Linked DNA regions of Homo sapiens: region 2 is linked to region 1. A link is an interaction called in ENCODE POLR2A ChIA-PET data of the cell type or tissue named here. Cell type or tissue: PC-3. All regions are shown on one strand. Each heading gives the region's core, and the rest is flanking DNA. Links, peaks and the distances in the headings are about the cores only. Region 1 overlaps FGF14 (fibroblast growth factor 14). Region 2 overlaps ITGBL1 (integrin subunit beta like 1).

What was found. ChIA-PET counts read pairs that join two places held together with the same protein. Peaks named below come from ENCODE experiments on the same cell type or tissue, not always from the same donor. Only the 100,000 strongest peaks of a DNase experiment are listed, where the experiment ranks them.
Region 2: POLR2A ChIA-PET joins it to region 1 with 5 read pairs; 2 of 35 experiments call an interaction of 5 or more read pairs at or near these places.

Annotation. Positions count from the first base shown.
Region 1 is chr13:101,744,603-101,749,011 of GRCh38, forward strand. All of the region lies in intron 3 of FGF14 (fibroblast growth factor 14), which reads right to left. Among named protein-coding and RNA genes, the nearest start is that of FGF14, 170 kb to the right of the region's middle. In PC-3, for the core only: no CTCF peak of the experiment used is centred there; no DNase peak of the experiment used is centred there.
Region 2 is chr13:101,518,401-101,522,809 of GRCh38, forward strand. All of the region lies in intron 2 of ITGBL1 (integrin subunit beta like 1), which reads left to right. Among named protein-coding and RNA genes, the nearest start is that of ITGBL1, 68 kb to the left of the region's middle. In PC-3, for the core only: no CTCF peak of the experiment used is centred there; a DNase peak (open chromatin) is centred at 2,491; H3K27ac peaks cover 798 bases.

The DNA.
Region 1 (4,409 bases), core at 275-4,274:
AATGTTCTCTCTGAGCATCCAGGATTGTATGTGGGGGAATACAGCCTAAAAGAAATAGCTTTTAAATCTAAGAGCTAGGGGATGTAAATATTCCCATTGTATACTTGTAAGATCTAGAGCTGCAAAACAAAAACAAACGTGTCATTTTTATTAAGAATTGATGCTTTAAATAGTTTATTTCATTTTACTTATTAACACATGCGTGTATGTTCATTCGGTTAGCATTTATTGAGTGGCTACCTTGTGCTAGACTCTCTTCTAGGTGTTTGGGGTTCATGAATAATCAAAATAAGTTGGATCCCCTGCCCTCAAAGACCTTATATTTCAGTAGTGAGAAAAAGAAGGCACCAAACATCAAATAAATGTTTGAACACTAGTATGTGGTCAGAATTATGACTAGAATGGCAGAAATGACAAAGAATCATATGCCGCTCCTGATTCTGTAGGGGTTCATTTTATTTGGGAGAAAATTAATATGTAAGAACTTAAATAATAAGAATGTAACTAAATGATTATTCATGTCTTTTCTTGTTGGCTGGGTGAACTACATAGCACACTTATTCTGCGAGTGCTTTAGTAAGGATATATATACACGTTTTATTTAATAGAGAAGTTTTAAATTCACAGAAAAATTGAGCAGAGTACAGAGAATTCCCATATACCCACTGCCCCATGCCTAACTCCTCCCCATTATCAGCGTCCTGCACTAGAGTGGTATACTTGTTGCAATCAATGAACCTACATTGGCACATTATCATCACTCAAAGTACATACTTTACATTAGGGTTCACTTTGGGTGCTGTACATTCTATGGGTTTTGTCAAATGTATAAAGTCACGCATTACTATTATAGTATCACAAAGAACAATTTCATTGCCTAAAAAATATCTGTGTCCCACACATTCATCAATTCCTCCCTTCTAATTTAATCCCTGGTAATCAGTAATCTTTTTACTGTCTCCATAATTTTGCCTTTTCCAGAATGTCATATAGTTGAAATCATACAGTATGTAGTCTTTACAAGTAGGTCTATTTAACTTAGCAATATGCATTTAAGCTCCCTTCATCTCTTTTCATGGCTTGATAGCTCATTAGTAGATACTGTTTTAAATGTAGATGGTTTGGAAGAACTTTTCAAAGAAGGTAGGTTTGACCACGTCTTGAAGAATAAAGCTTATATGGAGAGAAGAGTGGAGTGTAGGTGGGTTTCATGGTGAGAACCTACATATGGAGGTGAAATGTTGAGAACACACTTAGGGGAATGAAGATGGAAACAGTTTGCTTGGGCAGAGTGCTCGCAAGATTGTAGATGGAGGTAAAAGTGGAAAAGGAGGTAGGTTTCAGACTGATTCATTTATAGTGTCCTAGAAAGAATGTGATAGAAAGAAAGAACAGATCAATTCAGCGGAGATGTGCAGGATAGATGGAGGAAGAAAATAAATATGTATGGTTAATATGTATGGTATTTAGATGTTACAGAAATTTTAAATGGCCTGCAATTAGAAATATTTAACATTGTCACATTGGACTCCTCTGAACCCAACCCTCTCAAATGTGGCTGAGATTAATTATTTGGAACCTTAATGAGTTGGTTTTGTGCAATTTCTTCATTTTATGAGTCTAGACACTAATTCACAACTATTCAGTTAGAACCTAGATTATGCTAAGAGGTTTACCGAGTTCAAACAGAAACTTCTCAAAAGTAATGATGTAAAAGGCATGTAGAGATGAAAACCTATGCCCCAAATCACCAGACAATATTCTCTATCTTGTTCTCAGTCTCAATTCACATGCTTCTCAGTCATCTTATATACTGACAGTATTTATTATTAGAAAATACTGAAAACTCTAGCTCAGTGGTGCTTCCCCCCAAAAATGTTAGTACTCATGCAATGTCGAATGCAATTTCAATATGTTCATATACTCCTAGAGAGTGCAGTTAAGAATTGTTGCTCTAAGTAATTAGGTAAGTAGATGAAGCTACTTATTTTCCCTTCTCTTGCTTTATTTTAGGCGAGAAGGGCAAACTGCATAAAGTGCCTGGTAGAGTTTGTGTGATGATCAACAGTAGGTAGGCAGGAGCATGAGAAGGCACTTTATCAATGCCAGGAGTGTGCTTTACTCAACCTGAGTGATTATTTACATGTTAAGCAGTCAGTGTTGTCCAATGTGAAAAATGGTGTCCCTTCTATCATGTGATATTCACATGGGAAACCCCTTAAAATTATCATAACGCATTCTCTAGCCATAATTCTGGTATACTTTAGAAACTTAATTGTATTCATTTCCAGAAACTAGCAATAGTTACAGCAAGAAACAGCATTCTACACCTTTTGACTCTCAGAAAACATTAGATTATTAGATTGGAAAATATACTTCATTCTGGGTAGACTGTCTAAACTATGATATTTGCCTCTAGGTTTGCCTGGTAACTAAAGTCTCTATGGTGTATAAGGCATTTTGTGGCAGGAAAGTGGTATGTTGAGCATTGTCAATGAAGCTCTTCTCCATTAGATAATGAGCCCCAAATAAGAAATAGATGAGTACCTGCCAAAGAAAGAAGCCTCAGAATAGCCTCTGGTAAAGGCAATTTAGCGACTGAGCTCTGCTAATGAGTACATGATAGATGCTGGGGAAAAAATGTCTTTCATCAAGACTGTGTGATTCATCCAGCAAACAAGTATTAGGTACCCATTAACTAGCAAGCTCTATAATAAGTGTCAGAGATTCAGCAGTGAAAAAGATATAATTTCCTGCCCTCAAGGAAGTTTACTGGGAAATTTAGACAGAAAGAAAAGTTACAAAATGCTACTTTGAAAATTAAAAAATTCAAACAGATCTAATTAATTACTTTTGGCAAGTTCTTTAAATGATGACTCTCCTTCTAATTGTTAAGGGATGAGACAAGACTGCAGGTAGACTAGGACACTTACATGAGGCTGATGATGAAGAAAACGACAAAAACTCACCTTACTGACCAACAAACATGAAAACATGCTCAACATTGCTGATCATCATTAAAATAAAAATGAAAATCACAATGAGATATCATCTCACACCCATTAGGATGGCTACAGAGGGAACAAACCTGTACAATGGCAGAAAATATCTGCAAACTATGCATCCAACAAAAGATTAACATGCAGAATCTACAAGGAATTCAGACAACAACAACATCAGCAACAACAAAACACCACATTAAAAAGTGGGGAAAGGAACAATTCTTAAAAGAAGACATACAAATGGCCAAGAAGCATATGAAAAAATGCTCACATCACTAATCAAGAGAAATGCAAATTAAAACCACAATGAGATATCATCTTGCACCAGAAAGAATAATTATCATTATAAAGTCAAAAAATGAAGGTGTCGGAGAGGATGCAGAGGAAAAGAAAAGGCTTACACATTGTTGGTGGGGATTTAACTTAGTACAGTATTTATGGAAAACAGTACGGAGATATCTCAAAGAACTAAAAATAGAACTAACATTCAATCCAGCAATCCCACTACTGGGTCTATATCCAAAAGAAAAGAAATTATTCTATAAAAAAAAGACACCTGGACTTTTATGTGTATAACAACACTACTCAAAATAGCAAAGATAGGTAGTCAACCTAAGTGTCCATCAACAGATGATTGGATAAAGAAGATGTTACATATATATGTATCACACACACACCATGGAATACTACCCAGCCATAAAAAAAGAATGAAATTATATATTTTGCAATAACATGGATGGAACTAGAGGTCATTATCTTAAGTGAAATAACTCATAAGCATAGAGCCAAATACCACATGTTCTCACTTATAAGTGGGAGTTAAATAATCTGTACACATGGACATACAGTATGGATTAATAGACACTGGAGACTTGAAAGGGGGTGAGGATAGGAGGGGGACGACAGATAAATTCTTTAATGGGTACAACGTACACTAAAAGCCCATACTTTACCACTATACAATACAGCCATGTAAAAAAACAGCAACAAAGAAAAACAGTACTAGTAGCCCCTAAATTATACAAATTAAAAAACAAAAAATAACAAGTGCTGTCAAGTATGTGGAGAAATTGGAGTCTGTGTGCATTGTTTGTGGAATTATAAAATCTTGCAGCCACTAAGGAAAAGAGTATGGAGGTTTCTAAAAAAAAAAAAAAAAAAAAAAAAAAAATAGAATTACTATATAATCCAGCAACTTCACTTCTGAGTATATGTCCCAAAGAATTGAAAACAGGGAGTTGAAGAGATACTTGCACATCCATGTTTACAACAGCATTATTCACAACATCTGAGAGGTGGAAGCAACCCAAATGTCCAGCAATGGATGAATGAATAAACAAAACTTGGTAGGTACACACAATGGGATATCATTTAGTTTTTAAAAGGAAGAATTCTGATACATGTTAC
Region 2 (4,409 bases), core at 322-4,321, 230 kb before region 1:
TTCCCAAGGTACTTTTGTCATCTGTCCAAACAGTTAAGAGTCACGTTTAAAATGGTATCAACTGATACCTACTCCAGAGTATTTATCTTAATCTAATCAGTGTTATTGCTCCTGTCATTCAGAATCTTCTTAATTATTGATTTGGATTAATTACCTGGTGAACATTTAAAGCCAATTCAAGGGGAGAAAAAGAACAGTATATTGATTAGCACCATTACTGAGGATATCATTTCAGTTTGTCTTAGACAGGGATCCCCCAGGTATGTATAATATTGGCCTTGAGAAAATGTAATTCTGCCATACAAAGTCTAATTCAAATATAATGGCATTTATGTTTTTATCAATGTAACAATAATTTACATTAATTACATTCTTACTATGTGTTGGAGACCATATTAGTACATTGTAAACACTGTCTTGCTTAATCCAATAATCTCATGGGGATATTTACTATTTTATCTCCACTTTACAGTTGAGGAAACTGCTCAAATCACTTTTCCAATTACTCAGCTAGTTACCACAGTTAGGACTTGCACTATGTTTTTAGCTATTATACTTAGACATACAAGTTGAAGGCAGTTCTTGATGTTTTAAAGTAATTGTTGTAAAGACAGATACATGCACACCCACATGCAGAAAATACTCCTTTTTCTAATAGATACTAAACTTTAAAAATAAAGTCAGTGGTACGCATTAAAAATACGTATGTTCAAATCCGTAATGGAATATCAAGGGGAGCCTGGAAATATTTTGAAAATAAACCTTTTTGGGGGTGATGTGAGAGACAGTACCCGGGCCTCTGCAAAAATGTTTTTGATATGAGAATACTGCACTAAGGGCACCATAGTCTACCCCAGGGCTGCCTGATACAGCTATATGCAGTGATGAAAATGTTCTTCATTTGCAATGCCCAGTATGGTTGTCTATTGAGCACTTGAAATAAGCGTAGTGCAAATTAAAAACTGAATTTTTAATTTTTAAAATCTTAATTAGGTTAAATCTAAGTAGTCATATGTGGCTATTGGCTACGGTACTGCCAAGTGCAGGCTAATCTGCACTTACTCTGCTTCTTTCTCTCTCTCCCTTTACTCCCACCACTCCTTCCTTCCTGCCTGTCTGCCTGCCTGCCTGCCTGTCTTCCCTTCTTCCTGCTTTCCAATAAAGAGAATAAATATAAAGTTTGGATCAGACAAATAAAATTCGCTTTTTAATAATCTGAGTAAATGCATGCGTTTTTCCTTCTTAAATGCAAACAGTAAATAACAACACCTACTTATATCATTATTTTTAGGACTAATGAGACAATAACAGATCCTGATTATGGTAATTTTTTTGAGCTAATTAGATAATATATGTAAAGCATCAAGTAGACTTCCTGCTATAAATGATGATCCATTGGTGATGATAATGATTATGATGATGGTGATACTGACACTAATGCTGTATTCATTTAGCAAATGGGATAGAAGGAGGTCCCCATTTCTACATCAGTGTCTCATGTGGTAAAAAGATTCAGATATTTACTCATTGATGTAGTAATATATTTCCTGTCAATAAAGCCATGTGTGTATATAGTGATTTATTAGTATGGGGTAACTGCTCATGTTTGAGCATGTCGACATGCTTTTTGAGTTTAGGGTTGAAATATTAGCCTTGTGTTACTAGTAATAAAACGAAAATCCAGTGAGAGGGATTTGCTGCAGATCACATAGAATTTGTACTCAAGTTCCTGTCTTCTTTTCCATCTACTTCTCTTTCTGTGTTATCATAGTTCCCATAAAAAAATAATATGAAAGACTCTAAGATTCAATGAAAAACATAAATTTTGTGGGATTTCTTCATAACTTTTTGACACAAAATAAATAAGATGTTAGAATCAGTGGTTGAGTACGATCAAAACTCCAGATGAAATTATTTTTTGCATCTCTTTTTTTAACCAATTATTAGCAGTGCTTTTTAGAGAGCAGCATTTATTTTGTTTAACCTTGCAATGAGAGAGTTTCAGGCCCAGTTTTTTAAATGAGTGTGATAGTAGCCAATGATAGAGAAAAATCCAGTATTCCTAGGGAATAAAAATTGAAGAAGTAATCATCTGGCCTTGGAAGTATGTATCAGCATGGCCAAGTCATGTATCAGCTTCCATCTTTCACTGTTGCCATAGTTCCATGGAGGTGATGGAATCCAATCATGTTCTTTTAAAGGATAACCACTGCTCTGTTCAGGGCACCCTGCTCACTCCGTGGGGAATGCTGGAAGGATGTGGGACCCTGCAAGGCTGCCTCGCTGGAACCAAGGGATTTAGCAAATGCTAGGAAAGAAAAGCAAGTTTAAGCTGGGAATGCAAGTCATTTGCTGAGACGGCAAAACAAGAAGAGAGAAGCCAGAGGATTGCTGGCCATCACAAAGCCAAGGGGCCTAAAGGAGGTGGAAATGCAGCATACTAGAGGCCAGATGTGCTTCCACTCAAACCCATTGGTGGCAAGGGCCTGAGAAGGAAGTGGTAATGAGTCACAAGCAGGATGATACAGTATTAACCCACATCCTTTAGAAGGCTTGAACATCGTCCTTTTGTAGCTGATTCCTGTCTTAGATCAGAATGCCGACTGAGAGACAGGATTTTGACAGAAATAAAATAATAAAGGGTTACCAAGTGAAAGAGTGATAAAAAGTGCTGGAATGGAAAAATATGTAGTACATTTACAAACTCTGGGTCGATTCGAAAGAACAGAACTTTGCTAATGTAAGAGCTGTGTTTGGGGCATAGATTCTGAGATAATATTGGAAAGTTATTCCTCATCCTTTTATTCACTCATTATTTCACTTCTTCATTCATTTCCAAGCATTTTTCTAGAAGCAAGGGACATAGCAACAGATACAACTGACGAAAATCTCTGCTTACATGCATCTTTCATTGTAATATGGGAAACAGACAATAAGTGAGAAAATAAGTAAAAAATAAAGTAGGTTAGATGGTGATAAATACTACAGAAAAATTACATGGGAGGGAGGATCAGGGATTTTTGGGCCGATGAGAAGCAATTTTAAATTGGGTTGCCAGGGAAGGCCTGCAAATCCAAAGGACCTCACTTTTGTATCCAGGGAACAAGACAGAGACCAGTGTGCCTGGATCTGGACCCAAGGGAATGAGAAGGGAGGGTGGGAGGAGATGACGTCAGAGGAGTGATGGGTGGGGACAGAAGATGCCATGGAGTCTCATCGAACCAGCTCGAAGACCTGGACAGAAGAGGATTGCTTCTCCATCCTGGCAGCATGGAGAAGGCCTTGTTCCCTGTGTGATTCCCACAGGAGTGCCGAAGAGCATCCTGCCCCTTTCCTGATGTATCCATTTACAATCCGCACAAGTAAAATTGCAACAGCTGTCCCTCTGGACTAGTTCTTTTCCTTTCTTTCTTTTTCCTTACCTTTCCTTTTCTTGCTTTTTTTTTTCTTTTTGTCTTCAGCAACAGAAATTCATTTTCTCATAGTCCTGGAGGCTCAGGTTCAAGATCAAGATGCTGTTAGGATTGGCTCTAGGTGAGGCATCTCTCCTTGGCTAACAGACACCACCTTCTGCTGTGACGGCAACATGGTCTTTATGCTCACAGTGGGAGAGAAAGAGAGAGGGAGGAAGAGGGAGAGAGAGAAGAGAGCAAAGAGAAGAGAAAGAGATTGAGTGCTCTGGTGTCTTCCTATTCTTATAAAAACACCAGCTCTATGAGATCAGGGCCCCATCCTTATGATGTCATTTAACTTTAATTATCTCCTAAAAGGCCTTGTCTCTACTTACAGTCACATGGGAAGTGAAGACTTCAACATACGAATGTTGGGGGGACACAATTTGGCTCATAATAGTATATGAACTAAAGATGTAGCATTAAAAAATGTCTATATTATACTAATAAAGACCTTACAGACTAGTTACTTTGCATCCACAAAGCTACACTACAAGAAGGAGAAGAAGAAAGATACTCTTACTATTCCCTCCCTCCATTGGGCCAGCCCTGGAGGTTATGATTTCTGTTATTCTTAACACATGTCATAGAGAAATTTGAGTTCAGCTGTGAAGAGCCATTTAAGCCTTTTGAGAAGAAATATACCTTGATCAGAACCGTGATTTAGGAAGATAAACATGAACTGCTTTGTGGGAGGTAGGAAGATTAGGAGAAGGGAGACTTATCAAGTAGATTTTAGAGTACTCTAAGAAAAATTCGATGTGGCTATTATGTGGGACATTGACAGAAGTTTCCTCAGTCAGTACATATTTACTGAGTGTCTACAATGTGCCTGTATCTACTGTAACACATTTATACAGTTCTAGGTGCCAGGAACAAGTCAGGGCTCTTTGTTATTTGCCTTTGATAAAAATGATGACAAGTCAGATTTGAGGAGCTTTAAACCCAGACACAAGA